2 separate regions of the Homo sapiens genome follow, and region 1 is linked to region 2. A link is an interaction called in ENCODE POLR2A ChIA-PET data of the cell type or tissue named here. Cell type or tissue: OCI-LY7. All regions are shown on one strand. Links, peaks and the distances in the headings refer to the core of each region. The heading gives the core; the rest is flanking DNA.

The links. Peaks named below come from ENCODE experiments on the same cell type or tissue, not always from the same donor. Only the 100,000 strongest peaks of a DNase experiment are listed, where the experiment ranks them.
Region 1: POLR2A ChIA-PET joins it to region 2 with 6 read pairs; 2 of 35 experiments call an interaction of 5 or more read pairs at or near these places.

The regions. Positions count from the first base shown.
Region 1 is chr14:59,170,611-59,186,868 of GRCh38, reverse strand. It overlaps LOC107984642 (a long non-coding RNA gene), which reads right to left. Exons shown (of 2, transcript XR_001750928.1): 2 at 2,622-3,206. It also overlaps the pseudogene PPIAP5. Among named protein-coding and RNA genes, the nearest start is that of DAAM1, 9.9 kb to the left of the region's middle. RefSeq lists an enhancer at 16,000-16,169. In OCI-LY7, for the core only: no CTCF peak of the experiment used is centred there; no DNase peak of the experiment used is centred there; H3K4me3 peaks cover 214 bases; H3K27ac peaks cover 115 bases.
Region 2 is chr14:60,146,347-60,162,382 of GRCh38, reverse strand. DHRS7 (dehydrogenase/reductase 7) reads left to right here. Exons shown (of 7, transcript NM_016029.4): 2 at 6,231-6,383; 3 at 8,318-8,424; 4 at 9,205-9,444; 5 at 12,196-12,318; 6 at 12,815-13,030. It overlaps PCNX4 (pecanex 4), which reads right to left. Exons shown (of 11, transcript NM_001330177.2): 11 at 14,162-16,036. It also overlaps the pseudogene SCOCP1. Among named protein-coding and RNA genes, the nearest start is that of DHRS7, 11 kb to the left of the region's middle. In OCI-LY7, for the core only: no CTCF peak of the experiment used is centred there; no DNase peak of the experiment used is centred there.

The sequences.
Region 1 (16,258 bases), core at 898-3,397, 980 kb after region 2:
GTGAGCCTGAAATTTATTGAGTCAATAAATTGAATGTGGAGCCTTTCTGTTAAGACAGGGCTTATCCTTGTAGATAAAAGTATGTTACTGAGGCACACTCTGAGGAGTAATTTTAATGGAGAAATCACCTTACAACAAGTTCTCTTGGCTCTTCAGTAATGAAGGAGAAGATGCAGTCTGTCTGAAAACAAAAATTCCATTCTCTTTAACAATATTATAGGGATGTGCCATGTGACATAGTCATCTCCATATAAAGGACAGCATACACAATAGACTGTAAGCACATAAATGTGGAGAAATGCACATGTGAACTGCTCTTCCTATCTAATAGCTATAAATATAGATAATAGATGTAGAAAGAGGGCATTGTGTTTGGAAAAATTATCTGCAAGTGGTGATGGATTTGAACTGATCCCTGCACAGTTTCATTGGTAACCAAGGGAAACAAAGATGGCTCTTTAACATGAGAAATACAGTCTGTAGAACTAGCAGCAGAGGAGGCTTAACCACTTCTTTGGAGACAGAAGGAAACTCACACACACACTCTCTCTCACTCACTTTCATACACAATCATTGTGTATGTTTGCATTTAATTTTTTCTAGGTGGCCAAGTAGTCTCATAAATCATCAAAAACACCCACTCTGTCTAGCTAATTGATATTCTCAGTCAAAATGGGTTTCTTTACTTTCTATCTTTTCATTTTACATAACTGCTGCTGTTCTGAAGACCTTATGAAAAGCCCTGCCTCATCCCATAATCGTGGCCTATTAATTAGGAACCTGTGAGACCACTAAGAACAGATTTGACAGTCTATACAGGTAGGGGATGAGGAGAAGGCACCACGAAGCATTTTGATGATCTTTTAAAATCACCTCTCTCAGTGCTGGTTATAAGGTTTTACTCTAGATACTGGATTTTAGATAAAGGAGGAAATGAGTTATCAACAGAGAGAAAGAAATGAAAGTGTGTAGCCTTGCGTGTACTTTCATGCAATAGCTTGGTGTTTTGCAACAATCAAGGTTGTATGCTAAGCCCAGGTTTGGGATTGTGCCATTCCATTATTTGTGATCCATGTTACTTTGCATATTTGTGTTATTTATTCTCTCTGAGCCTCAGTTTCCTTATTTATAAAATAGGGTTAATAATAATATATATTTCATGAGGTTTTTGAGGATTAAATTAAATGAAGCATGTAAAAATATTTTTCAAACTGAAAAGCACTATACAAATGTTAGTTCTTGATATCATTTGCAATTTTTCCCAAAAGATTATCTCAGAAATGTCAGGCCTAATTATGGAACAAGGTAATAAAAACCCATTTAAATTAAAAATTCTTATTCTTAACAGAGACTATTAGAAAGAATATAGCATGCACATATTATCTCACTCTAATTGGTAAGTAGGCAAAATGTACTTTGAAGACTAAAATGAGAAATTCAGGGTTGAACAGTGCCAGTCCTTGACTTGTTCTCAGATCTATATGTTCTTCCTCAGGATCCCCTGCTGTCCTCAGTAACATAGGGAGCTTTTCCCAAGCTTCCCAGCATGGAGAGGCACTGCTGGGGGATTGTAGGCAGGAGGAAGAGAGAAGCTAGGGAATTTCTTCACTTCCTCAGAGGTGCATTGGGTGATGTTTCTGGCAGTGGCAGCAGCATTTTCCTTGTTGGACTGGTCTGTCATGGTTCCAGCTTCTTCCAGGTCACCCTGGCCTTGTAACACCACCTTCTCCCTTTGTCCCTCTTGCCTAGCGGTAGAGATAGCTTCCTGCTGTTGCTAATCTCTGCGTTGGGTGTTTGGCTTCACAGATCTTCTATCACAGTATGGCCAATTCTCTGGACCACATTATCTCTGTTTTAAATACTACTTAGAATCGTTTCTGTTTTTTTGGTGGAACACTTTAACTGACATACTCACACTTTAGTTAAAGTTCTTTTAGGGGCAGACAACAAGAACTTTCTATGGCCAGTTTATGCAAAACAAAGAATGTAATGGGATTTATTCAAAGGATTAGACAACCAAGGCTCAAGACAAACAGGAACTGGACAAACTAGGAACCTAAGCAGTGGTAGTTTTCAGACCTCTCCAGAGCACTGGTCTACTAGCACTAAGACTCCGAGCTCTTTGTTCCAAATTTCAAATTCCTGAGAGAAGCTTATTGTCCTATGTCAGGCAACAGTCCCTGACTTAATTATCTTAAAGTACAATCCCCAGACCAGCAACATCAGTATCACCTGAGAACTTGTTAGATATGCAGATACTTGGGCCACACCTACACACCTACTGGAAAAGAAGCTTTAGGGATGGGTCCCACCACATGTGTCTTCACAAGTCCTCCAGCTGAGTCAGACACACTTGAATGTTTTTGAACCATGGATCTACAGCAAGCGTAACAAGATTGTGTGGCTCAAATATGATCACTCAGGACCTATCCCCGTGTGTCTGGGAGTCTTCTCAAAAAGGAGAAAGTGTGAATCTGGAAGCCACCCCAAGAGGTGTCAGTTAAAGCTGGTAAATCTATCAGGATCTTAATGGTAAAACTTGGTTCTTCCTGAGGGAGAGGACTTTGTAGCATTCTGAGCCAACTATTCAGTTTAGTCACTAAAAAGGCACTTGGAGGAGATTCATTTCACTGTGTTTAATTGAGAGCTCAGAAAAACTGAAAAAGCGGCATCGGAACAGAACAAGGGAGATGGAGTCATACAGAAACGTGAGAATGGCAACAATACTAAGGTTAGGCACAGTAAGTGGAGGGGTGAAAATACCTCCAGCCACCCAAAACTCTCTCCAGACCAGTCTTATTTGAACAGCTCCTCGGAGTTCAGAAAGAGAAACTCTCCTTTGACATATTTTAGCCGGTCTTCCTGTATAAGCTTCTTCGTAACTGGCTTACTCTTAGTCCATCTGTGAGACCTGTGCTGTTCAATTCTGTAGTCACTGGCCTCATGTGGCTATTTAAATTTCAATTAATTAAAATTGATGAAATTTTAAAACTCAATTACTCAGTCACAGTAGCCACATTTCAAGTGCTCAAGAGCTGTGTGAGGCCAGTGGCTACCATACAGGACATCACAGATACAGAGTATTCCCATTACTTCTTCAGAAAGTTCTGTTGGACAGCACTGCTACACATTTGTTCACTAATGACTGTTTAGATTCTTTCATGCTGAAATCCACCTTCTTTTCTTCTTCTTCCCCAAGTCAAATTCTGAAGAGAGAGAAAATGAAGAGACAAAGAGAAAGGATATATAATTGTTCTAGTTCACCAACTGAAGCTAGAACATATAATAAATCACTGGCCATCACGAAAAAGACAGCCCAACTAATGCTTAAATTCATTTGTCAGCAGGAAAATATAAATTAAGACTATAATGGGATACCACTACATACCCATCACATTGGTTAAAATTAAAAGGACCAACTATACTAAGCATTGCCAAAGATAAGAAACAAATCTTACACTGCTAGTGAAACTGTAAACTGGTAAAACTGCTTTGGAAAAATCTTTATTAGTATTTGCTAAGCATGAGCATACACATCCTTTATGGCTGAGCAATTTCACTGCTAGCAATATACCTAACAGAGTTGTGTATATGTGTTCACCAAAAGTTACCTATTCAAATGTTCATAGTTATGCTATTCATATATTCATACATGTATTCATATAGCCTAGGGTTGCCATACAATATTTGGGATATACTTACACTAAAAATATTTATTGTTTGTCTGAAATTCAAATTTAAGGAGACATTAGGTATTTTTATTTGCTAAATCTGGCAACTCCATGATAGCCCCAAACTAAAATCAACACAGTTGCTCATCAACGGTACAGTGGATAAATAGATTGTGGCATAGGCACATAATACTATATCGCAGGGGTTGGCAAACTTTTTTCTGTAAGGGGCCAGATAGTAAATATTTTAGGCTTTGAGGGCCATATGATCTCTGTTACAGTTACTCAGTGCTGCCATTGTAGCATGAAAGCAGTCGTAGACATAAAGGAATGAGTATGGCTGTGTTCCAATAAAGCTTTATTTACAAAACAGTCAGCTGGCCTGTAAGCCTGTAAGCCATAGTTTGCCAACCCGTGCTATCTGGCTATGAGAATTAACAAGCTATGTCTACGTGTGAAAATAGGAGGAACCGCACCAAAAAACACTGAGTAAAAAGAGTATATACTGTATGATTCCACTTATGTAACATTTTTTTAAAGAGGTAAAGCCATTGATAGTGTTAGAAGACAGAGTAACAGTTACCTTTAGGGGATAGTAATAGAAGAGAACATGAGAGGTCTCTGGGATGCTGGTATTTTTTATCTGGGTGCTGTTTATGTGGCTACTTTATTTTGTGAAAATTTATCATGCTGTACACTTAAGATTTGTGTCCACTTATGTATATACATATTAAAATAAAATATTTATATGAATTAAATACTAGGCCAAATTATCTCAAGATCATTCCCATAAGAAATTGTTTTATGTATTCTGGTACCCAAGTTTTTTAATATATTTTTCTAATTATAATGGTTATTCATGTCTTTTGTAAAGAATTTAGAAAATATTGCTACTTAAGGCCATAAAAATCACCCATGAGCCAACAAACGAGGGAGAAATATTAACATTTCTCCCTCCACTCCCCACCATCTTCCCTCTCATTGGATTTTTTTACATCATTAGCATTTTGAGTGCTATGTGATATTTTATTTTGGGAAGATAACCATTTGTTCTTGTTATTTATTTTTTATTTCATAATTATAAACTTAACTCTGTAATCCAGCTAGACTTAGAGAATAAGGAAAATATGGAACCCAAAGAATTGCAACAAGAGCACAAAGATAATGGACATTGCAAACAGATGGGATGGAGGGATACTCTCTTGAGCTACAGAAAGAACAGTGTGGTGGCTAAGATAAAACACAAGCCAAATTTATTAGAGTTGTCCACAGTTAGCAATGGCGATCTTCTTGTTGGTCTTGCCATTTCTGGACCCAAAGCACTCTGTGCCTTCCAAGATATTCCTTCTGTCTTTACCTTGCCAAAAAACCACATGCTTGCCATCCAACCACTCAGGCCCAGCTGTGCAGATGATAGACTGGAACTGTTGATGTTGGGTTCAGAATTTGCCATGGACAAGATGCCAGGACCTGTATGTGTCAGGATGAAGTTCTCATCCTCAAATTTCTCCCCGTAGATGGACTTGTGTCAGTACCACTATGGCATATGAAGTCACCACCCTGGCATAAAACCCCTGGAATAATTCTGTGAAAGCAGGAATACTTCTTTTCTCTCCAGTGGTCAAAGATCTAGGGGGTTAGGACTCCAGCATATGAATCAACATATGAATTGGGTGTGGGGGAATACAGTTCAACCCATAATAGTCAGAATACAAAAGTTGTCTGCTATCTCTGGAACCGTCTGCAAACAGCTCAAGGAAGGAGATGTGGCCCCAGGGCTCGCCATCCACTGTGACGTGGAAGAACAATGTGGCTCTATAGCATATGTTAGGTGTATTGGTTTGCTAGGGCTGCTGTAACAAAGTACCACAGAAATGTATTGTCTCACAGTTCTGGGGGCTACAAGTCCAAAATCAAGCCCTGTCTGTAGGGTTGGTTCCTTCTGAGGGCTGTAGGGGAAGGATGTGTTCCAGGCCTCTCTCCTTGGCTTGTAGATGGCCATCTACTTTCTATTATCCTCCTTCTATGCATGTCTATCTCTGTGACCAAATTTACCCTTTTTATAAAGATACCAGTCATATTGGATTAAGACCCACCCTGGCCAGGGGCAGTGGTCCATGCCTGTAGTCCCAGTGCTTTGGGAGGCCGAGGCGGGAGAATTGCTTGAGTTCAGAAGTTCAAGACTAGCCTGGGCAACATAGCAAGACCCCGTCTCTACAAAAAATACAAAAATTAGTCACGTTTGGTGGTCATGCTTGTGGTCCCAGCTATTTGGGAGACGGAGGTGGGAGGATCACTTGAGCCTGGGAGGTTGAGGCTGCAGGGAGCTGAGATCATGCCACTGCACTCCAGCCTGGGTGATGCAGTAAACCCCGTCTCAAGAAAAAACCAAACCAAACCAAACCAAATCAAAAAAACAGCAAAAGACCCACCCTAATGACCTCACTTTAATTTGACTGCCTCTGCAAAGACCCTTTTTCCAAATAAAGTCACACTCTAAGATCCTGGGGATTAAGACTTCAGCATATGAGTCAACATATGAATTGAGTGTGGGGGAATACAATTCAACCCATAATACTCAGTAAACACAAATAAGGGAAAACTGACTTTCTAGGTCTCAGCACCAGTGTTTTGCATGTCATAGTCACATAGATGTTAAAGCTGTTGAACATCTGATTAGGAAATATAGATAGGATCAAAAAACTGAATATAGCAACCTGAAACTTTTCAAAAATAATGGAAATAAAAAACAGAGGGTGTTTCCTGAGTTATGTGGAAGCCATGGTGCTGTTTTGGGGTGTGAAGGCTGAGGTCTTGCCTCTAGGTATCCAGCCCTGTCACTCTTGATCAGGAATTCTCAGATGAAGACTCTGCCGACCTTCCATTGGTAAAAATTCCCTGGTCATACATTTTAGACAAACCATCCCAAGTTAGCTTTCAAAATATCCCCTATTGAGGGTGTCATACAATTTTCATTTTCTTTTTCTCTTTAAAGGTCAAATCTCTGCATGGGCTCTTTAACCCTAAAATGGGCAGTCCATGTGTGGCAAAACCTTGTCTACAAGTAAAAGATGGGCTGAGTGGACAGAAAGAATTCTGTTTACTCTTTTGGTTTCTGTAACTTTCTTTGCCGGGAGTTATCCTGGCACACGTGTTCTGTTTCGTGGCAGAAATATTACAGCGTGTAGGATTTATTTAAGAGGCTTCTTTCACAGCAGGTTGTGCTAGCACTTAGACATTGGATTTTAAGATTAGGGATGACTTTAGTCCTGTATTACATGAGAACCTTGTGATGTGGAATTTCTCATGGAAAGCCACACTTCAGTACAATATGTCATGGCATATTATCTTTGAGAGTATTTTCTCTTCACCAAACTGTGATTGTAACCTTTTCTCTCGGGTTGTCTGTGCCCTCTCCCTGTGTCTCAAGCTCCTAAAATAATATTTTGGGTTGTCAGAAGACTAACCACCCAGTTAAAGGGGAAAGGGAGATATTGGAATGCTTCTTTCTGGCTTTGCTTTCTTGCGAGTGACAGGTTTTCTTCTCTGGGATTTATGTTATTGTTTTAGAAAATTATACTCATTTAAATCTAAACATAGTTAACGCAAGCAAAATATAACCCCATTACTTTTCACACACGTGTAACAGTGATTCTGAATAACAGGGTCAACTCCCTCTTGACTTAGGCATGTAAGTTAACTATGCTTGAAGCTACACTACCTCTGGCTACAAGCACGCTAGAATTTGCAAGTTGAGCAGCTTTGAGTAAGGTCAATGCTAGGATGGGAATCTCTAACAAAAACCCAGACGTATCAGAGATGAACATAGGATTTTAAGTGTTTGATTGTGTCCCAATTCACTTGTGGCAGATCCTTACAGCCATCATTTCAGAAAGCCTTGTCACAAGGCACATCCCTACTTAACGTTCAGGTGAAGAGTTCCCTGCTCAAGGTAGATGCACATCGGTGGTATGCTGGGAACCCACAGCCCTGCCTCACAAAACCCATTGTCAAATTTGGGAAATTTTGTGAGCCAATTGTTAAACACAGCTGATATTAAAAATTAAATTGTATAAACATAATTATATTATATTGAAAACAAAGGTAATAAATACTCTAAGGTCATCACTTGTTAATTGTTACTCATTTTACTATTATTTGTGCTCTTGTGGTCCCTCTGAATCTGAGTGCTGGAAGTACTGTCATGATGTGTTACTGTACATCTCTCCCCAACCTCACATTCAGTGATGTCACACTGGTAGCAAGACATCAGTCGTAATGGGAGTATTTCCAACAAAGAAATCTGCAGATGCTACAAATTAGGGCTTCCCTCACAGATCCAGTTGTTAAATGCTTACTGGCATCCCCATCTCCTTGTATTTGTTTTTTTGTTGTTATTTAAATAATTTCAACTTTTATTTTGGATGCAGGGGGTACAGGTGCAGGCTTGTTACATTTGTAATAGAAGAGAATAACTGCTATGCAATGCTCTGCATTTTTCCCTTGTGATTTCATTTTGCTGTTGGGTTCTAGAAATGGAGATGCTAAGCATGTGTCACTGTACTCAACTTGGGCAGAAGTAAGGGTGATATTGTATCATGAGCTGAGAAGAGCCCAGTTCCTTAGTGGGTTCAAGAGCTGAGCATTTTCCCTCAAACAGGAAAGAGGCATTTGGTGATAGGTTTCACAGTGGGTAGTGGTTTTGAACGAGGAAGAAAAGGAAGTCAGCCTGGGACTGCTGTAGGTATCAGATGGAACACAGAGAAAATTCCCAGATGGCTGCACTAGCACTGAGGCTGCCTGACCACACAGGACCCCACATACTATCCATAAAAACATTTTCATGAATCTGCAAAATAATGATGAAAATAATCTTAAAAAGACAATGTAGAGAATTTTTTATGAAATGAAATGTTTTTATATAAAGGACTATCTTTATGCTGGGATCATAGGTTAATTATGTCAAGAGTTATAAACACTACTGTATTAGAAGTCTGAGGCAATTAAGAGGATGCAAATTATATACAGCCATGTGCCACATAATGATAGACCACCTATATGATGGTCCCATAAGATTCAAATACCATACTTTATATGACGGTCCATATATGGTGATCACATAAGATTATAATACCATCCCATAAGATTATAATACTGTACCTTCTCTGTTTAGATGTGTTTAGATACACACATACTGTTGTATTACAATTGCCTGTGGTATTCAGTACCATAACATGCTGCACAGCAGAGTCACGTGCTCCCAATGCCTAGAAGCAACAGGCTATACCATATAGCCTAGGTGTGTAGTGGGCGAAATCATCTAGGTTTTTATAAGTACACTCCATGATGTTCACACAATGAAATCGCCTAATGATGTATTTCTCAGGACATATCTTGTCGTTAAACGATACATGACTATAGATGGGTTGTTTACATCTTAAGAATTATTTTGTCCTAAAAGTCTGTTTTGTCCCCATTTCCCCCACTTGCATTAGGGAATATCTCTTTTTTCTTAAAAAAAAAAAAAAAAGATCAGTGATCAAGTTTCCAGGCTAGACAACAAAAGCAAATGCATCCTAGAAAAGAGTTGAGTCATAGCATTGATCTTGTTTGCCTGAGGTCTGAATGGTTGGGGAAGGGAGAAGTCCTTGCAGGAATGAGAGGCGTGAGGGAGGAAACAGCATATATTATCCTTCTTCTAAGCCAATGGATGGTGCCCTAGGAAAACTGGAACCAGTTGGAGTTTGTCCTCAACATTCCTCTCACCTCCCTTTATGGCTTGCTCTCAGTAGCTGGTATGCCTTCTCACAAGGCCCTCATTCCCTCCTGGCACTCTGCATTCTCCACCATGGCACCTTGCAGGTCTGTCTGAATTCCTAAAGTGCTACAAATTCCAAAAATTACTTGCTCCCTTCTCCTCGCAGTCAGCCCATCCATTTATTTTTCCAGCACAGTATCTCAGGTGTTATTGAACAGATGTACACAATTACGTGAAGGACTGATGGCCCCTACATTCACAGAATTATTTTTATTTTTAGGAATCTTATAATTCAGATTATCTCCAATTGGCAGTATATTATGAAATTTAAAAAACACACACACAAGACAGAGTAAGAGTTTGGGAGCAAAGAATATTGGAATAGGGAGGAACAGGGCAGGTCCCACAGAGAGGCACATTGTTAATGAATTGCTTAATCCCTCAAAATGTGTTTATGATTTTCAAAAACTCCTCCCTTTGACCCACAGATTTTCCTGAACTGGCAAAAGCTGGATTTTAGCTAATCCTTGTTTTGATAATTGCTCACTGGTACAAGCAGCCCCAGAAAAACAAATGTCTCAAGATTAAACATTACAATCCTCTAAACTTTTTCAGATTCATACTTGAAAACCTTCACATTTCCCATAAGGGGTTCTTATGGGAATGGTGACGCCTCCAGCTATAAACGGAGGGTGGTGTCAGGTGAACTCTGCCTCTGTGTGTGTGTGTGACTGCACATGTGCACATATATGTGCTGGGGTATGTTGCAGATGTATGGGTACATGCGCAAGCTATTTATCATTTTATAAGAAGCGCTCAATATGTAATTAAACACATAGAGTCACAGTGGGTTCTAGCTTTCCCCAGTCTGGAAGATACGTCTTAGCTCTAAAATCCATACTCACATCTGAAATTCCTTCTGTCCAGCTATTACCTTCCTAGATCAAGTTCTTCCCTCTATGATTACTGAATGTGTATTCTATTTATAATTCTAATCTCATTGCTTCTTTTTTTCTAGTTAAATATATTCTGGCTGGCGTGGTGGCTCATGCCTGTAATCCCAGCATTTTAAAAGGCTGAGGCACGTGGATTACCTGAGGTCAGGAGTTCGAGACCAGCCTGGCTAACATGGTGAAACCCCGTTTCTATTAAAAATACAAAAAATTAGCCGGGTGCAGTGGTGCCTGCCTGTAATCCCAGCTACTTGGGAGGCTGAGGCAGGAGAATCGCTTGAACCCGGGAGGCAGAGGTTGCAGTGAGCCAAGATTGCACCATTGCACTCCAGCTTGGGCAACAAGAGTGAAACTCTTGTCTCAAATAGATATACATATATATATGTACATATATGTATATATATGTACATATATGTATATATATGTATAGATATATCATATATATTATTATATATATAAGATATATATAAGATATATATAATACATATTATATATAATAATGTTATATATACATATTCATATATATATACACATATATTCTTATTCCCCAAGTTTTCTACAAAACAGGTGTCTTTTGGTGCTTGAGCTGCCTTGAGCGCTATTGTTCGGTGTTAACCAGAATTCTAGTACCATCTGTAGATCAGCATTTACTCATTAGTAATAAATTCTCATCAACAAGCAATAATTCTTCGTCTACAAATGTGAACACTAATGAAAAACCACAAATACTGATGAGCAACCATCTGGTGGGACCAATAGAAGAGAGTGTGCACTGATGGTGATCATTGTGGTTCGTCTCTGCTGTATGGCAGATCTTTATTTTACAGGCATAGTGGGTGAGCAGCCATGCAACGAGTGCATAGAGTGCAACATGTTCCCCAATCTTGAGGAACTGAGAGACTGAAAACTAAAAATAAGAGTGCATCTCTCATTTCACCACAGAAAACTTCAGCAGAGAAAAGGAGGGGAATCTTTTAGCAACTTCAGTGCAAGTCAGACAGAGACTTTTTCAAAAGCAAACCATGTTTCTGTTTGGGCTAGGTTAAATGGCAATGGAGTGGCCACTGTCTATTATATTTTTTGCTAGGCAGCACCTGCTTACTTTTCAATCGAGAGGATTGCTGTCAGAAATATAATACAAGCCGCCACATGTGTACTTCAAGATTCTCTAGTAGTCATGTTTAAAAAGTACAAAGAAACAGAAGAAATCTATTTTAATAATATATTTAAACAGATACATAACAATATTACTTCAACACACAATCAATTTTAAAATAATGAAATCATTTACACTTTTTTTTTTTACTAAGTCTTCAACATCAGTTTGTTTTTTATACTTGTAGCACGTATCAGTTCAGACTAGCCACATTTCAAGTGCCCAATAACTTTATGTGGCCAGTGGGTACCAGAGGGAGCAATGCAAGTCTAGAACATTCCACCCCAGAGGGTGCTCCGTGTGTACCTCTGCTCACATTTACTGAGGATGGAGCACTTCACTTTCTTGTTCTATCACCACCTCCTATAGCCAGAAATTGGCCGCAGGCAGGAAAGGGATAGTGAAAACCTTTTTTTGTTTGTTTGTTTTTTGAGATGGAGTTTCACTCTCGTTGCCCAGGCTGGAGTGTAATGGCGCGATCTTGGCTCACTACAACCTCGGCCTCCCAGGTTCAAGCGATTCTCCTGTCTCAGCCTCCCTAGTAGCTGGGATTACAGGCGCATACTACCATGACTGGCTAATTTTTGTATTTTTAGTAGAGACGGGGTTTCATCATATTAATCAGGCTGGTCTCGAACTCCTGACCTCAGGTGATCCACCTGCCTCGGCCTCCCAAAGTTCTGGGGTTACAGGTGTGAGCCACCATGCCCAGCCGGGAAAACCATTTAAAACGTCTTCATAGAGGCCGTTTAGCCATGCTTGTTATCATCTTAAGGTGCATTAAGACTGAAGAGGGTCCTTTGTCAGAAGCAGACTTTCTTTATGATGGATCAGAGGCATTCTCTGCATTCTAGGGAGTTTGATCCATGTCCTAGCATGCTCATCACCCATTTGATGGGCCTAGGCCTGGCGTTTCACACAGCATTTCAAATTTTAGTGTGCATAGGAATCTGTGTGTGCCAGGACCTAGCACATCCTGAGAGTCAGGCCCCATGTGAAGCTTTATTTTTAACAAGCACTCTAGGTCATTCTGGGGAAGGAGGTCTGGCTCTCTGTCATTTAGAAATAACTGGTGAGGACTAGAACTCAGGTTCCTATACCTGGAACTTGTTGCTCTGTGTTGTCAGCTGTCTCATATGAGGAGGTAGCACAACAAATCACTTGCATTTTAGTAGGAAATTTTGTCTCAGATTATTTTTGCTCATCAGAAAGTTCCATTTGGCAACATGAAATTCTGTGTCTCCATGGGAAAAGCCGTTGCTAGACAGGTTTTTAAAATGATAATGAAAGGAATTTACAGAAGCTAAATTAAAACACTGAATATCACCTAGGGTGATACTAGGTTTAATATCGACTTCTCTTGTTTCCCTATTCTCGATAGACTGTTTATTTCTTTGATTAACTTTATTACTTAATTAGTGAGGCTCTCTTCAGAGAAGCCCTTGAAATGTGGCTAGTCTGAACTATGTGCTGCAAGTATATGCATAAAGGAAGTTACCCACGGGCACATCACTTGGAAATGTTTGCTTTTCACAAAAATGGATTCCTAACATAAATTCTGTTTGCATTTGCTTTTTTAAACTTTAATAATTACGTTAAACTTTGCTTTAGTTTTTAAATGTCTGCGTCTATATTATTTATTTATTTATTTATTTATTTTTGAGACGGAGTCTTGCTCTGTCACCAGGCTGGAGTGCAGAGGTGAAATCTCGGCTCACTGCAACTTCCGCCTCCCGGGTTCAAGCAATTCCCCTGCCTCAGCCTCCCAAGTAGCTGGGTCTACAGGCGCGCACCATCATGCCAGGCTAATTTTTTGTATTTTAGTAGAGACAGGGTTTCACCATGTTGGCCAGGCTGGTCTCCATCTCCTGACCTCACGATCTGCCGCCTCAGCCTCCCAAAGTGCTGGGATTACAGGCGTAAGCTACCGCGCCTGGCCCATTATTTTTAATAATAGTTTCTTCTATGGTATAAAATAATTTAATTAACATTCTATTTTGGAACTTTTAAGTTGTTTTAAATTTTCTTTTGTTTTCTTTTTTTTATAGAGACAGGGTCTCACTGTGTTGCCCAGACTGGTCTCGAACCCCTGGGCTCAAGCAAAAGTGCTGGGATTATAGGCATGAGCCACTGCATCTGGCCTCCTTTTCTTTTTATTAACAAGGCTGTGGTAAAGATTCTTCATATGCATCTCTGGGTGATGAGCTTGGATTTTTAATAAACAAAAATGTAGAAGCAGAAACTAACAACACTCATTTTCCACTGCCCAGAATTAATGACTGCCAATGTTTCAACACATCATTTCCCAGTCTTTTCATACATAAAAATATACAAATATTCTTCTTTTAAAACATATAAAAATATACAAATATTTTTTCTTTTTTCTTTTTTTTAAAAAAAAGGTGAGACTGTTCCAGGTAAAATGAAAATTCCCTTTGGCCACCACTTACTATTCTGGTCCCCTCCCTTCTCTCTTCAGAGGAAATAACTGAGTTGGTACATAGTGCAACCCACTTTTATACATTTATATTATATATGTATCAAAAACATTTACTAATGCCTTGTGTTTTTTACATAAGTGATGTTGTTCTGCAAATATGATCCTGCAGTTTGCTTTTCCCATTCAGAAATTTTTTTGAGATCCATTCCCATGTAGTTAGACATATATGTAATTCATTCCTTTATTGTATGACTTCATATCTCTTATTTGTCTCTTACATGTGGAAATTTAGGCTGCCCCCTGTTTTTTTCCATTACAAATAATACATGAACATGCATGTGTTTATATGCTTTTCTTTGTGAGTGTGTATATTTTTTTCTAGGTTAGACACCCAAAAGTAGAATTATTGAGTTACAGAGTATATTTAGTATTTTTTTAATAGGCAGTGTCAAATTTGTCTTCCAAAGGGAGTAAAGTCATTCCCCTTTATCTGTGGTTTCATTTTCTGTGGTTTCAGTTACCCACAGTCAACCTCAGTCTGAAAATATTAAATGGAAAATTCCAGAAATAATTCTTAAGTTTTAAATTGTGCATCGTTCTGAGTAGCATGATAAAATCTTGCACTGTCCCACTCCTTCCCACCTGAGACATGAATTGTCTCTTTGTCCAGTGTATCCATGCTGTATAGTATGTACATAGAGGAAAAAACAGTATATATAGGATTTGGTATGATCAAAGGTTTCAGGCATCCACTGAGGGTCTTGGAACGTATCCCTCACAGATAAAGGGGGACTACTGTATACCAATTTAGCTTTCAAACACCAAAATATATCTGTATTTTCAGAATCTTGCCAGTGCTTGACATTGGAAAAACTTATAATTTTTGACAGTCTTATGGATGAAAGATAGCATATTGTTTTGATTGGAGTTTCTCAGATTAGTAGTGTAGGGAAGCATCTTTTCAATCTTTGTTAGCTAAACATACACTATGTACAATTATCTGATTGTATTCTTAGAAAAAAATTCTCAACTGGTCAAAGGCTATATTTTAAGGCTTTCAGAATATAGTTGGAAATTTCCATCCCAAAATTTTGTAACCGTTTATACTGTATTTATCTTGTCAAAACCATGATAAATAATCCATTTTCCAGACTCTCACACAACTCTGGATTATTCACTTTAATCTTTGCTCATCCAACAAGTACAAAGTGTAAATTACTTTAATTTTTTCATGTCTTTGAGTACTGGCAAGGTTAAGTAGTTTTTCTATTAAAAAATACCTTCACATTTCTTCTTTTATATATATCACAGTTCATTACTTTAGCCAACTTTTATATTGGGGTATTCTTTTTCTTATTTACCCACTGTCATATAATTTATGAATATCTTTCCAGTTTGACTCCTCTTTTAACTTTGTTTTTGGAAGTTTTATTATATCTATATATTTTTAAATTTTTAGGTATTTAAATATTAATATAGTTCCATAATATTTTCTTTCTCTTTTATTTTAAAGAACTTTTATTTCTAATCTCAAAATGCATTTTTATTGTAAAAAAAATGTTAAAGGCCTCTAATCCCAGTACTTTAGGAGGCCAAGACGGGCAGATCATGAGGTCAGGAGATTGAGACCAGCCTGGCCAATATGGTGAAACCCCATCTCTACTAAAAATACAAAAATTAGCTGGGCATGGTGGCGCACACCTGTAGTCCCAGCAACTCAGGAGGCTGAGGAAGGAGAATCGCTTGAACCCGGGAGGTGGAGGTTGCAGTGAGCCGAGATTGCGCCACTACACTCCTGCCTGGTGACAGAGCAAGACTCTGTCTCAAAAAAAAGAAAGAAAGAAAGAAAGGCGTGTGTTTATTATTACATATTATCATGATACATATTGTATGTACATATATTTAGCTTTATTGAGATATATTTTGCATACCTTAAAATTCATCCACTTAAAGTGTATCATTCAGTGACTTTTAGTATATTCCTAGTTATGCAACTCTCACCACAAGCTAATTTTAGAACATTTCATCACTCCTAAAAAATACCCTATACCCCTTTAGCAGTCAGTCCTCATTGTCCATTCCCCTTAACCCCTGGCAACTACTAATTTACTTTTTTTGTCTACAGTTTTGGCTATTCTGGACATTTCACATAAATGGAAACATACAATATGTGGTCTTTGTGACTGGCTTCTTTCATTTAGCATAATGTTTTCAAGTTTCATCCATATTTTAGCATGTATCAATACTTTATCCCTTTTTATGGCTGAATAATATTCTGCT
Region 2 (16,036 bases), core at 202-2,701:
TTTTAATAGAGAGACAAGGTCTTGCTTTGTCACCCAGCCTGGAGTGCAGTGGCATGATCATAGCTCACTGCAGCCTCGAACTCCTGGGCTCAGGCAATCCTCCCACCTCAGCCTCCCCAGTAGCTAGGACTACAGGTGCAAACCACCACACCTGGATATTTTTAAACTTTTTGTAGAAACAGGCTCTCACTATGTTCCAGGCTGGTCTTGAACTCCTGGCCTCAAGTGATCCTTCCACCTTGGCCTCTCAAAGTGCTAGGATAACAGATGTGAACTGCCAAGCCCAGCCACATATGGTGAAATTTAAGGGTGACTAATTTTAGACATTAAAATGGTCCAGAAAAATCCATGGCACAAGTCTAGAGGAGGAAAAATTTCAACAGCAGCACATGTGAGCAAAACTCAGGTTTTTGTTAACAGTAACCTCAATAGGAGTCAACTGTGAAGTGGCTGCCAGAAAAGATCAGGCAACCTTGGGTTGCATTTGTAGACCTCAGTGTCTGAAGCAACAACTGCAAACAACAGATGTCTCCTGACTAGCTGCTTGTATGTGCCGGCCTCTGTGCTGGGGCACTGGGGACACTGCAGTGACTGAATCAGCCACAGTCCAGGCCCTCATAGACCCTACCTTCTGGGGGACAAGGGAAGTGATTTTTGACATCTCATCCTGCTCTGCACTGTCCAGACCCTACCGAATCCTGTGTCCTGCCCTAGCCAGCTCCCTTTAATAAAGAGGAACATTAACCAACTAGAATTGGTGCAGGTGGGTGTGAGCAGAAGAGTGAGGAAACCTGATACCATGTCATGTGAGGGAAGGTGGCAGAAATTGGATAGGTTTATTTAGCCTTAGAGAAGGTAAGAGATGAAAGGACTTAGGGAAGACATAATGGCTGTCTTCCCTAACAGCTGTGAGGGATTGTCATTTAGAAGACAGGTTTCATTTCTTTTCTTTTCTTCCTGAAACAGCTTTTTGTAAAACAAGAAAGCAGAATTGCAACACAATTTAAATGTCTGTCTAGGTCACAAAAGGGATGCAAAATGTTTGTAATATGATTAGTATGTATTCATATAGTGAGTCATTCTTACACCTATACATAAGATTATTCCATGATTAAAGGTAGCCCAGCTCTAATAACCATAAGCTATATTAGTGGATCCCTTTTCCTATTATAACATTTTAGTATTACTTCTGATATTGATTCCCTTAACAAATGGAGTCTACAAACTGAATTTTAAAAAATTGTTAAAAGTGACTAAAACTCTGTAAACAGAGGAGTTGAGTTTACAAAAAATTCTGGGAGAACAAGCAGGATAAAACTGAGCAAGATTATCAATAAGTGTACATCTGAAACTCCCATTTTTCACAGTTCTGATACTAATACATTCTTAAGGAATTTTGCAAAAGTTAATCTGCTGAGTAGAAATATACCTTGAGACCAAACTCTTTGTAACTGTTCTCTTCCAGATGTGGTACATAAGATTAGTCAAAGTTGGCCAGATGCGGTAGCTCACGCCTGTAATCCCAGCACTTTGGGAGGCTGAGGTGGGCAAATCGCTAGAGCTCACAAGTTCGAGACCAGCCTAGGCAACATGGCAAAACCTCATATCTACAAAAAAATACACACAAAAAAATTAGCCGGGCATGATGGTACACGCCTGTAGTCCCAGCTACTTGGGAGGCTGAGGTGGGAGGTTGGCTTGAGCCTGAGCCGTGGAGGTTGCAGGGAGCCAAGATCATGCCACTGCACTCCAGCTTGGGTGACAGAGCCAGGCCTTGTCCCCTCCCCCCGTCCCCCCGCCAAAAAACAGGTTAGTCGAGCTTAATCTACTCTCATATATTTCCCAAAAGATCTACTCTGTGCCAGAGATAACAAAAATCTGGAGTGAAAATATTTGGAGTTGGTTACTAGTATTTTCCCAAGTACTTTTCCATCCTATTTCTATTTTCCCTTAAGCTTTTCTATTTTAAACACACACGACCATAATTTATATCTTTTCAGATACAAAGTAGGTAATTTTGTAAAAAAAAAAAAAAAAAAGAAGTTTTTTTTTTGTTTTTTGTTTTTTGAGATAGAGTCTCACTTTGTTGCCCAGGCTGGAGTGCAGGCTCACTGCAAACCCCACCTCCTAGAGGTTCAAGCAATTCTCCCTGCCTCAGCCTCCCAAGTAGCTGGGATTACAGGCACCCACCACCACGCCCAGCTAATTTTTGTATTTTTAGTAGAGATGGGGTTTCGCCATGTTGGCCAGGCTGGGCTTGAACTCCTGATCTCAGGTGATCCTCCTGCCTCGGCCTCCCAAAGTGCTGGGATTACAGGCGTGAGCCACTGTACCTGGCCAAAAAGAAGTTTTTGACAACAAAAAATTATCTTCCCAGATTGACAATTCAGTTTCAATGAAAAATCTTCATTTTTATAGTCTCTTTTTGTTTTCAATTGATTAAAGAGAAACCAGCAATTCTATCTTAGTATTAAATATCACAAATGAGAAGCTCTAGCTGAGAAAATGTCTTCATTTGGTTAAGTTTTGACAATTAAAGTTCAGGTTACTCTCAGAGATGATTAAGTATTAAAATTGCTTTTACAAATATGAAACCAGTTTTTCCCTGGGGGAGGGGAGATAGGAAGGAAGAAGCCAGTGGAGAAGGGGCCCAAGAAGATGGATAGGGTACATGAATCTGTGCAGTCAGTACCTGATTGGGGTCACTTTTTCACAGCATGATGGTTATTTTCTTGTATATCTTACTAAGCCTATAATAAAAGACAGGGCTAAACCCACAAATCAGAGCAAATTTGATAAAACATTCATCTTAAGTTTCATAAATATGTGCTATTCTAAATTAAGTTTCCAATACATTTGCACATTCTCATAGACTAACATAATACACAAACTTATGGAAGTTTCCTGTTATGCTATGAATGTTGCCTACATCTGACATTAGCTTCATAAATATTCAATGAAACCACAAACAAAGGTACTATCACTTTTGAAATCTGTCCAACATATAAAGAAAGGTCAGCAGCAATTCCATAAAACAGAAGGGCTTCAATTCTGTATTTTCTTTTGCTTTTTGTGTCAGTTGTTTGAAAAACACTAGAAGCTGACATGAAATTTTCTGTGTATTGTCTAAGAAACTTGGTTTTCTGATTTTAGCTTGAGATTTTCTTCCGTAACCGCATCTCCTCTGACAGGGAGATCTTGAAGTGTATGTTGGGGTTCCAACACTTGATTAATAAGCTGTGTTTTTCCCTCCAATTCCAAATGATTTTCAGCATCAACTGCATCCATGTCAATATTTGTCGTCTTGGGTAACAAACTTTTGGGCCTTGGATACAAAATCCTTGATGAATGTTTGAGGTGCTGGGAGAGGAAGGGATGGGGAGGATGCCTCAGGCTGGACACTTGGACCCACCGACACCAGAAGTTTGATTTCTTCTTTGTCAAACCACAAGGCAGGATTACTGCCCACTGCTACTGGTTGATAGCATTTAAAAGCTTATCATATCAGTATAAAAAAGATCCCTGGAATGATTAGACTTTCCCAAAAAAGGAGCTGAAGCCTTCAGAGATAATTAGCTTCCTCATCCTGTGAGGGAATTAGAGATGGGTCAAGGGCTTGAGAAGAGAATTCTCAAACTGGAGTGGGGGTTGAACTATCACTTTCCTTTCAACTCTTAAGAATCTACTTTCAGGGGCTCTTAAAGGGAGGCCATTATGTATACCAGATTCTGTGGAATCGGGAAACAAACGGTGCTAAATAAAAAAGTTTCTTCAGGGTGGGAGGAAGAGGCCAGAATTGTGATTGTATTAAAAGTTTACACCATCAGCTTTAAATATTTGCTTATGTGTGTAAATATCAAGAGGTCTTTGTTAGCTCGACACTAGTTAGTAAATCCTGTGTTTCTAAAACAAATGATATTCACTCTAGAGTGTGATGATTGCAGAACTTGGGAACAACAAGTAGTCAATGAATGAATAAATGATTATCTGAATAGATGTTATGTTGTTCTTGATAAAGTCCTATAGGAAGGTGGCCCAATTGTGCCTTTTCACAAAAGTACGTTATATGACAGGAAAGCATTGTAGCCCAGACATAGTATTTGGGATGTTTCCATCCTTAGTTGAGATTTTTTTTTTTTTTTTTTTTTTTCCGACAGAGTCTCACTCTGTCACCCATGCTGGAGTGCAGTGGAGCAATCTTGGCTCACTGCAACCTCTGCCTCCCAGGTTCAAGCAATTCTTGCACCTCAGCCTCCTGAGTAGTTGGGGTTACAACGATGCGCCACCACACCTGGCTAATTTTTGTATTTTTCATAGAGAACAGGTTCCATCATGTTGGCCAGGCTGGTCTCGAACTCCTGGCCTCAAGTGATCTGCCCGCCTTGGCCTCCCAAAGTGCTGGGATTACAGATGTGAGCCACCGTACCTGGCCTTAGTTGAGATATTTACATGGAACCTTTTTCTTAAGGACAAGTGGTATTTTCTTGAATGTCTAAGAAACAGTTGGGTTTTAAAATATTGATCATATGTAAATGTGTATATCATGAAATAGTGGACAGTGTGGGCTTTGGAGCTAGATATACCTGGGCTTATATCCCGGCTCTGCCAGGGTTCTTGGGTGTTTATTCAGTAGTTATTTATGGAGCCTTTTCAATATTCCAGTCTTTGCTAAGCACTGAGGCCACAGCAATGAACAAGGTAGACAGGGTCCTACCCTTAATGGAATCTATGGTCTAGTGGGACAAATTAATCTCTGTAAACCTCAGTTACCTTTTCTGTAAAACTGAGATAATAATACCTTTCCATACAGTTCTGGTGAGGCTTTTAGTAGACAATGTGCTAAGTACATAGGAAGTAATGTAAAAACGTTAAGCCATTAGAATTGGTAACTCTGTTTTCCTGGCTGGAGAAGTTAGGAGACATACGTTATTAAGTGACTGTTCTATGTTTTGCTGTAGTAAAGTCCATCTGTTAAAAAACTTGAGCAATAATTATAATTGACGTTTATTAAACACTGAGTATGTACTAGATACTGCCCTGAGTGCTTTCCATGTTTTAACTCATTTCTCAACAATCCTGTGAAGGATGTGTTCTTATTCATCACATTTCCAGTTGTGGAAAATTAAGGCACCAAGTTCTCACCTGGGAGCATTTCAGTGCTGTGTGTGATGGAGCTGGCATTTGAACCCTGGCAGTCTCCAGGGATGGTACTGTTAACATCACAGTTAGGATTTAGAGCTGTTTAAAACAGTACAATCATTTCCTGATTTTAACTTTTCTGATCTAAAATCGGAAATGTGATGTTAAGTGATACGATATTTGATATTTTTGATAAATAACATATATTTTAGTAAATAAGTCACCCAGGAACTTTGCATAACAGTGACTTTACGGGTTCAGAGAGACAGTGAATATCATCTCCTGAAGTGCTAATAAGTTTTTCATTGGAGAAAAGAATAAACCATTTGTCATTGCTTTAGTACTGTAACATTTGTAGTCTTTTAAGAGGAACATAATTGGAGAAGCAGAGTACAATATTTCATCTCTCTGTAATATGCATTTGTTCTTGGGTGAATTACTATATTCTCCTAAGATGAAAGCTCAGGCATCTGGGGAACATTTTTACAAAATGACCTTGAGCTGATAGGCATCAGGCATTATTGGCAAATGGGGAAAATACTACTTTAAAAATCTAGGATGTTTCCATCAACAGCACAGAACTTGGTATATTTAGATTCTTCATCAACCTCCATTGCAAAATATTAGAATAATAGAATTAAAAACTGGATGTGACCTTCAGCCATCATCTAATCTGAATGCCTCATTTAATGGCTAAGGAAAAGTGAGTCCAGACAGTGATTTTTGTATTTACTTAGCCTGTTTATCTTATCTATCATATTTATCTTACCTGTTTGTGTTAAATAGAGCCTTAGAGTGAAACCATGAGGTTATAAGGCTTACCTTGAAGTAAAGTCTGGAAAAGTCATGAAGGTTCTGTAATATACAAATACTGTGTTGATAACTGTTACTAGTATGATTTGTATTAATGCTTTTTTTTTTTTTTAGTTAAGAAGGAGATGCTTTCTTAGAATATTTCAAATTTTAACTCTATACATCATGCCTTCATATTTAGTGGTATTGTTTAAGGCTTTCTTTTTTTTTTCTAATCTTGGATTTATGAGCGTAATTCATTGCTTATTTTCTTCCTTCCATTTACATTCCTTCCATAGAATGGGAGCTGACTGATATGGTGGTGTGGGTGACTGGAGCCTCGAGTGGAATTGGTGAGGAGCTGGCTTACCAGTTGTCTAAACTAGGAGTTTCTCTTGTGCTGTCAGCCAGAAGAGTGCATGAGCTGGAAAGGGTGAAAAGAAGATGCCTAGGTAAGCGGATCTGAAATAGCAGCGGTGCTTCCTAGAAATAAATCAGTCCAAACTCAAATACAGTTTTGGGACTTTTAGAGAGGAGTGAGATTTCCCCCCGGCTCCAAATGTTCTACATGCTTCATCTCAGTTCCTCTCCTTTTTGCCTTAATTGGCTGCCCTCGCCTTTTTCTTCTTTTCTGCCACCTTTCTATGCTTTTTTTGCACTGACTCTTGGCATTAGGGAGTGACCAACAATTATATAAAATGCTGGTGGATTTTTAGTGACCAAGTATCTTAGATTTTTGTCTTAGAGAAAAAACAGTTGGGTTCTTATCCATGACATACATGTATCTGATCATAGAAATTAGGAAGAATCCTTACTCATTTTATTAAAGTATCAGATATTAAAATCATATGGGATAAGACTTATTATATAGGATAAAAGAACAGGAATGGAATTAGCTTTAAAAAATACAACTTGAGGTAATACTTTCATATTCACATAAAGGGCAACAGTGTTAATATTTTTGTTTGAATTTTGGTGTAGTTATGTTTACTTTTTTCTTTTTGAGATGAAGTCTCACTTTGTTGCCCAGGCTGGAGTACAATGGTGTGATCTTGGCTCATTGCAACTTCCGCCTCACAGGTTCAAGCGATTCTTGTACCTCAGCCTCCTGAGTAGCTGGGGCCACAGACGTGCACCACCACACCCAGCTAATTTTTGTATTTTTAATGGAGACGGGGTTTCACCATGTTGGCCATGCTGGTCTCGACCTCCTGACCTCAGGTGATCTGCCTGCCTCGGCCTCCCAAAATGCTGGGATTACAGGTGTGAGCCACCGCACCCAGCCATTATGTTCACATTGAAAGCAACTTCAAGTATAAAGTTATTATTTTTCATGGAACATTTATTAATAGTACCTAAACTGAGATAATTTTGAATTTTCCAACAGACCATTTTTTGGGCCATCTCTCTACCTGTCATTCTTTTAAATCTTTAACTTTGCTGATCGAGCTAACCACCCAGAAATGAGAGTTAGTTGCCACAGTAGTGCTCAGCAGGGCAACAGGCCTCTTTCATGATACTGCTTTCAAAGGCCTCTTGTGTTTTTGCACTGGGCCACTTCTTTTGATAGTTGTTCCTCTACTGCTGTGACTTGCAAGTCCTGTACTGGTGGAGTAGATGAACCAGGTCAGCATTTCTTACCTGGCACAAGGCTGTTTCCTTTTATCTTGCAGATCTGTAGTGCCCACTTTTTCATTTAATACAGTTGATGTTTCACGCTTAACTCTTTTGCCCATGAAGTCTTTTTACCTCTTCTATTTTCTATACTTGCTTGTTTTTCTTACTGATGTTACTTGTATTTCAAGGTTAGAGTCCAGGAAAATTAGTTTCAGTTGTTCTTTTGATGAACAGAAAGCCAATCACAAAGCAGCAGCATGTTTCTTGGTTGGGAATTTCAGGCATGTGTCCTTTTCCCTGTTTACCTCCAGGAATCCTTAGCCTCTGGAGAGAAGCTTCTATATGTCATTTGACTGTAGGACTCTGAGCTTCTTACTGATTTTAAGCACAAGTAGTTGTTTTGTGTGTAGAAGAGCAACTCATCTTTGTGAGCCTATCACAAAACAAAGGTACCTCTGTACTTCTAAAGAAATTGCTCTAAAATATTTGCTCTTTTCTAGTTTGTAGTATAATCTTGATTTCTATCAGAAATCAAATTGTAAAGTTAGACTGCATATTCAAGTTGCCATTCTACTTCCTGTGAGGCCAGCCAGCTTTTTGTCTGATATAACCACTAGTCCTCTTCCTGACCACCGAGAGGAACTTTCACAGGGCCACCCAGAAATGAGTTTGTTGCCAAGTCCTGTTGCAGGGTGGGTGTTAGTGGGAGTAGCAAGGAGCTTGACTGAACTATGGCATGACTTCCACACAAATTTTTGTCTTTATTTAGAGAATGGCAATTTAAAAGAAAAAGATATACTTGTTTTGCCCCTTGACCTGACCGACACTGGTTCCCATGAAGCGGCTACCAAAGCTGTTCTCCAGGAGTTTGGTAGAGTAAGTAGCATCTTATATTGATATAGTCTTGCTTTGAAGTAACTGCAGAAGAGATTCCCATCCGTGGTGCTGTCATACAAAGGGCTTTAGGCAAGTGGGGTCCATGCAGTGAGATCGGGCCCATGAGTTGGGCCCCTTAATCTCTGAGCCTTTGTCATTATGGAATTAGTACTTTTCATGTCTTAACAAGTACAAATTCCTCCATGTAGAACAAAAGAAGCTAAAAATTCACGGCTGCTTTTATTTATTTATTTATGTATTTTGAGACAAAGTCTTGCTCTGTCGCCCAGGCTGGAGTGCAGTGGTGTGATATCGGTTCACTGCAATCTCCGCCTCCCAGGTTTAAGGGATTCTCCTGCCTCAGCCTCCTGAGTAGCTGGGATTACAGGCATGCACCATCACGCCCAGCTAATTTTTATATTTTTTAGTAGAGATGGGGTTTCACCATGTTGGTCAGGCTGGTCTTGAACTCCTGACCTCATGGTCCACCCTCCTCAGCCTCCCAAAGTGCAGGGATTACAGGCTACTGTGCCCAGCTGGCTGCTTTTATTTATTTTAATGACAATTATTAACTTTCACAAAAAGTCACCTAAAACGGGAATTTAATTCCACAGGTAAATTCAGGGCTTTATTTTATCTTTTTAATTGCTGACTTCTGGAAATATACCATTGTTCCATTGATTCTTTAAGTTAACAAAATAACCAACCATCCATAGGAATTCCATCAATCTATCCACAAGACATCCCCCAAACACCCCTTTTCTGATTTTATTTAACTAGATCGACATTCTGGTCAACAATGGTGGAATGTCCCAGCGTTCTCTGTGCATGGATACCAGCTTGGATGTCTACAGAAAGCTAATAGAGCTTAACTACTTAGGGACGGTGTCCTTGACAAAATGTGTTCTGCCTCACATGATCGAGAGGAAGCAAGGAAAGATTGTTACTGTGAATAGCATCCTGGGTATCATATCTGTACCTCTTTCCATTGGATACTGTGCTAGCAAGCATGCTCTCCGGGTAAGGCTGCTCAAACTCAACTCTGATAGAACTGACTTAAATGTGTATATGGGGGATATGGCCATCACTGTGTGAGGTCCTTGGAACTGGAAGTGATGTGGGGAGACAGAGAGACCCAAGGAGACTTTTGGTAGAGGACACCCCCAGTAGATGCTAAAAAAGACTTGATCCACACATGCCTCTAACTTGTTGAACAAATAAATATGTATCAAGCACTGCATTGTGCCATGTACTACAACAGACCCTGGGGATATAAAGATAATAAGATGTGGTCTCTGCCCTCAAAAAGTGTATCATCTATTTAACATGTTACTCTTCACCTTATCCTTATTCCTACTAAATCTTCATGGAAAATTGGGGGTCCACTTCTCCTTTCTTCTACATACACTTCAGGATGTACTTTTTCCTCCCCATTTCTGTGACTTCTTTTCCTTGCCCCTTGTAGTTGGTGTTTATTTTGCCTGGTCTAATTATATATGCATGTCAGAAATAGGTACTTCCCACAGGATGATTAGTCCTGGTCTCATATCCTTACTGGGAAAAATCTTGACTGTATTCTCTCTGGTTTCATTGGAAGAAGAAAATCTAGTCAAGGCAGAGGCAAGGAGAGAAGCTTGATTTGGACTGCATAACTTACGATGTATAAATATTAGAAATGGATGAATTTTTAATGGTGGCTTAAGACTGGATATAAAGAAATTATAAGGCCAATAGGAAAAGAATGATTAAGGAAGACACAAAATTTATATTTAAAGCTGTTGAAGTCAGTTTAAGTAGAATGTTTCACTGTTGGAATCATGAGATGCAATAGCTACATGGTCATCATGGTTTCATGAAAATTTGAAGCTTTGGTTCTTTAGGACATCTTTTTTCTGCTGCAAAGTGCAGACAATTGCAGACAGTGATGAAGCGGAATGCTATACTGATGATTTCCTCATATTTAGTAACAGGCATCAGTCACTTCCTGTGGAGCAGTTGGGCAAGCCTCAGGCAGGCAGATGAGGGAGGGCGGCCACCCATCTGTTTGGCACCACGTGTCTCATAAGATATGCTGGATGCTTTCAGTAAACACAGATGAGCTGTCTGGCCTGCCCTCCAAGACTCATTATTTTATTACTGGATTTGATCCTATGATAAAATGTGGCAGGTTGAGACTGTAGTTACCAGGAAGCTCTTTTTGAAGAGCACATTTCCTTCTCAGATTCTCAGTAAACTACAGAATTAACTTGTTTATCATTGAAAAGTTTACACACAATACTAGATGTGATTTCAAACAAGGAGAGGTTTTAGTGTTTGATATATTGGCTTGCTTGGTGTCCTCTCTCCTCTTTTGCTACAGAGAGGCAGAAGGTTAAAGTTATGGGAGTTTTCCATTCAATTAGCAAGCTTTTTTTTTTTTTTTGGGTTCATCTCTGAGTCTGGCACTGTATTGGTCTCTGATCATAAACCCTCATAGCCCCTCTGTTTGTTGGGGTCAGCATTTCAGAGCTGATAACTGTTTAACATTTTTGGATCATATACAATGTACTGTGGGTTAGCTGTTTAGGCTTTTCAATAGATAACCCAGCCTTATAACAATGTAGTCTTGGAACATTTCCTAATTTAGGAAGAGATGAGAGGCAGTAGATTTCTGTTTACTCCCCATTGGTTTAGAAATGGTCAGTATCTTTTTAAGTCTAGAAGGTCTAGTCTGTTTTACACAAGTCATTCAGTAGGCAATCATATTACATTTTTAATTAGCCACATACCCTCTTATTACCCAAAAAGATAAATGTTTGCTAAAATGAATTAATACTGTTAAAATAGAAATATAAATGGAAAAAGTTGAATTCATTCTTTCTGATACTTTCTGTGAAGTACTAATCCCATCTTCCTCACCTTTGCCCCAAAAATTTGCACTTTAGACTACTTTGGGGAATAAATAGAAACCTGACCTCAGTGATTCTCAGTGGAGGACATATACCCCTTTTGGAGTGGGGAGAGGAGGACTGGTATGAAGAGCATATATCAGAATCTATAGGGATAGTTCTTTTTACCTATCCAGTGCATGCCTACCATAAAAATCATTGATGGGAAGACCCCTCACTATCAAAGGGGGTGAACCATTTATACCTGGAAAGAGCTGAGAATGTCTGTTCTAGATTGCCTCCAGTCTACTGTTAAAAGTGCCTTATACACTATTCACAATAGCAAAGACTTGGAACCAACTCAAATGTCCATCAATGATGGACTGGATTAAGAAAATGTGGCACATATACACCATGGAATACTATGCATCCATAAAAAAGGATGAGTTCATGTCCTTTGTAGGGGCATGGATGAACCTAGAAACCATCATTCTCAGCAAACTATTGCAAGGACAAAAAACCAAACACTGCATGTTCTCACTCATAGGTGGGAATTGAACAATGAGAACACTTGGACACAGGAAGGGGAACATCACACAGTGGGGCCTGTCATGGGGTGGGGGGAGTGGGGACGGATAGCATTAGGAGATATGCCTAATGTAAATGACCAGTTAATGGGTGCAGCACACCAACGTGGCACATGTATACATATGTAACAAACCTGCATGTTGTGCACATGTACCCTAGAACTTAAAATATAATAATAAAAAAAAGTGCCTAATAAGCTTGCATGATTACACTACCTGTCCTTTACTCACACATTTTAGAACATATTTTGATAAATCATGAGATATGTGTCTGTATTTATTTGCCTTTTTCCTTTTTTTTTTTTTTTGTCTGTTAGGGTTTTTTTAATGGCCTTCGAACAGAACTTGCCACATACCCAGGTATAATAGTTTCTAACATTTGCCCAGGACCTGTGCAATCAAATATTGTGGAGAATTCCCTAGCTGGAGAAGTCACAAAGGTAAAAATTTCTAGTTGGGAATAATTTGAATGTTTACTAGTTATATATTGGCATTATATATTGGTGTTGTATCACTGTATATCATAGTTTTTGCCTTAGAAGTGCTTTTATGTGAATTATTCACAAAACTCCTGCCATTATGAAAATTGTTTATGGAATTTCATTTGCTAAATGCATTGTCTTAATAGTTTGATTTTTATTACAAAAGTGATAATTGTCATTAAGCACATTAGGGTGATGCAATTCTAATTAAAAGCAAAGAATCTTCATCTTTTAGTTAGCCTGCACTATATTATCTAGTAAGCATATGGTTTCTGTTAGGCTTTTTGAAATATTACAAATAGTTTATAAACTCCCATTAGTACCTATGGAGACTCCTAAGGGGCATGAAGCTCCACTAAAGGAACCACTCAACTAGACGGCATTTGAGTCCTTTCTAGCTTAAAGTTATGTGAAATCGCTTGGATAAATTCACTTAATTTTTAACTTTTCTTAGACTATAGGCAATAATGGAGACCAGTCCCACAAGATGACAACCAGTCGTTGTGTGCGGCTGATGTTAATCAGCATGGCCAATGATTTGAAAGAAGTTTGGATCTCAGAACAACCTTTCTTGTTAGTAACATATTTGTGGCAATACATGCCAACCTGGGCCTGGTGGATAACCAACAAGATGGGGAAGAAAAGGATTGAGAACTTTAAGAGTGGTGTGGTAAGACCAATTTCTAAGTTTCTTAATAGTATGTACCAATCTTGCAGGAAGGTACAGAATTTTCCAGTGTTTAAAAAACTTTCTGGCTGGGTGCAGTGGCTCATGTCTGTAATCCCAGCACTTTGGGAGGCCAAGGCAGATCACTTGAGGCCAGGAGTTCAAGACCAACCTGGCCAACATAGTGAAACCCCATCTCTACTAAAAATACAAAAAGTAGCTGGGCATGGTGGTGCATGCCTGTAATCCCAGCTACTCGGGAGGCTGAGGCATGAGAATTGCTTGAACCGAGGAGGCGGAGGTTGCAGTGAGCCAGGATGGTGCCACTGCACTCCAGCCCGGGTGATAGAGCGAGACTCTATTTCAAAATCAAAAAACCTTTCTAACCCTCCACCAATCTCATGATATAAAGAAAAATAAATAAAAAATATTTTATCCCCATGCATATATTTTGGTTTACTATAAATTATTACTAGTCTTGGAGAGAGAAGTTTCTTACAAGGTAAAATCAAATCAAAGATTGCCATGTTTTTCTTCTATACATATTGTTTGACCAGTGTGTGTGTCAAAATGCTCTTTCCCTACTGTTTCTCCCCACCAACTCCTACCCATCCTACCAGTCTCAACTCCCATGTCACCTCCTTGGAATGGTACCTGGCCTTCCCTCCCACTTCTCCCCAGGACCAAGTGCACCTCAGCCCCTATGCTTTCCTGTCAAAGCACTTACTGTGTTGTTAAAACAGATGCATGCAGTTTTACCTCATTCCCGAAGTACTCAGCACATCTAAGATGTGCCTATTCCCCTGTCTAAGGAAATATGCTGATTATCATTCTTTCAGCACTCATTCTTTATAGCAATTAGTCAGGGAATACTATTAACCATTTCTGAGAAATTGTGACCCTCAAAAGAATTTAATTTATAGACAGTACAGGAAATGTAATGAAGTAAACCAAAAATTATAGATGATTATGCAGCAAAAGATTATTGCTGAGGATGGTTTTTACTGTTAGCCTTTGATATACTTTGTTACCACCTTCTTTTAGAAATTAATCAATGGGGATTGACAGATAAAAAAAGAATTATAAAACAAGATCATACTATATATACCTGCAAAAATTTAAGCAATCCACTAATTGTTAGACATTTAATTTATTCCAACTCTTTGCAGGACAGTGAAAATGAATTAGGGGGTAAAAAGTTACAAACACAACAAAATGCTTAAGAGACATAAAAGGTTATCAGACTGGGTCATGACACACTAAAATGTCCAGAGTGTGAAAAATCAAAAAGGAGCTTTTCGTTTTCTACCAAGTAGTAATGTGGAACAGTTTGCTTTGGGCCAGATCCCTTATGAGTGTTTTGGTATTGTTGGGACTTGGTAGTGTGGGTAGAAGCTCTAAAGGTAGAGTTTCATCAAAGAGTATACCTGAGTTTTAAATATGGAGGACAGCTGATGCAGTAGCTTTGTGCCCAGTGATGGAAAGAGTTGAGAGGGACAGGCCACCTTACTACAGAGGAAGCACAGCCTCCTGGCAGAGCATGCAGCCTGGTGCTAGGCTACCTGGGTTCAAATCCCAGCTCTGCCCCATGCCCTTAAAGCAAGTTACTTCTCTATCACTCAGTCTCCCCATCTATTAATATAAGATGGAGATTAATGATGATAATAGTGCCCAGTCACAGGATTGTTATGGGAATTACATGAATTTAATATATGAAAAGCACTTAAAACACAACTTGGAGTGTTCTAAGTGTTAGCTATTGTGCTTTTTCCCCCTTCTCAGCTTGAGTTAGATATAGCAGGATATTCAGCTTCCTTAATGATCAAAGATTTTCTTTATAATTGACACATAAAAATTATATATATTTAAGGTATACATTGTGATGATCTAATATACACTGTAAAATGATTACCACAATCAAGCTAATTAATACATGTCACCCAGTTACCTTTTTTTGTGTGTGGTGAGAACACTTAAAATCTTCTTAGCAAATTTCAAATATGCTATACAGTATTATTAACTGTAGTCACCATGCGGTATATTAGATCCTTAGAATCTGTAAATTATAATAACATAAGTTATTTATCTTATAACTGAAAATATCTACCATTTTTTTTCTTTGAGACAGGGTCTCGCCCTGTCACCCAGGCTGGAGTCTGCAGTGGCGTGATCATGGCTCACTCCCATCTCTACCTCCCAGGCTCAAGCAATCCTCCCACCCCAGCCTCCTGAGTAGCTGAGACTATAGGCGCACACCACCATGCCTGGCTAGGTTTTGTAGTTTTTGTAGAGACGGGTTTTTGCCACGTTGCCCAGGCTAGTCTCAAACTCCTGGGCTCAGGCGATCCACCTACCTTGGCCTCCCAAAGTGTTGGGATCATAGGTGTGAGCCACTGTGCCTGGCCAAAATGTGTACCTTTTGACCAAGATCTCCCCATTTCCTCCATCTTCTGGCTCCTGGCAACCATCATTCTACTCTGCTTTTGAGTATGACTTTTTAGATTCCACAGAAGTGAAATCACATAGTACTTGTTTTTCTGTATCTTGCTTATATCACTTAGCATTAACGTCCATTCATTATCCATGTTTTCACAAATGCCAGGAGTTCCATTGTTTTATGGCTGAAAAATATTCCATTGTGGAATAATATTCCATATATATATATACACACACAGACACACACACACATTTTCTTTATCCATTCATTCACTAATGGACACTTAGGTTGTTTCCATATCTTGGCTATTATGAATAATGCTAAAATGAACATGGGAGTGTAGGTATCACTTCAAGGTACTGATTTCACTTCCTTTAGATTTATACCCTTAAGTGGAATTGCTGGATCAGATGGTAATTCTATTTTTAATTTTTTGAGGAATTTCCGTATTTTCCATAATGTCTGTACTGGTTCACATTCTCAATTTAAATAATAGGGCAGAGAAAGAATATATTATAGAAGTGATTTTTTTTTCAAAGGGGAAAGAGGGACCAGGGACTAGAGAATTTCAG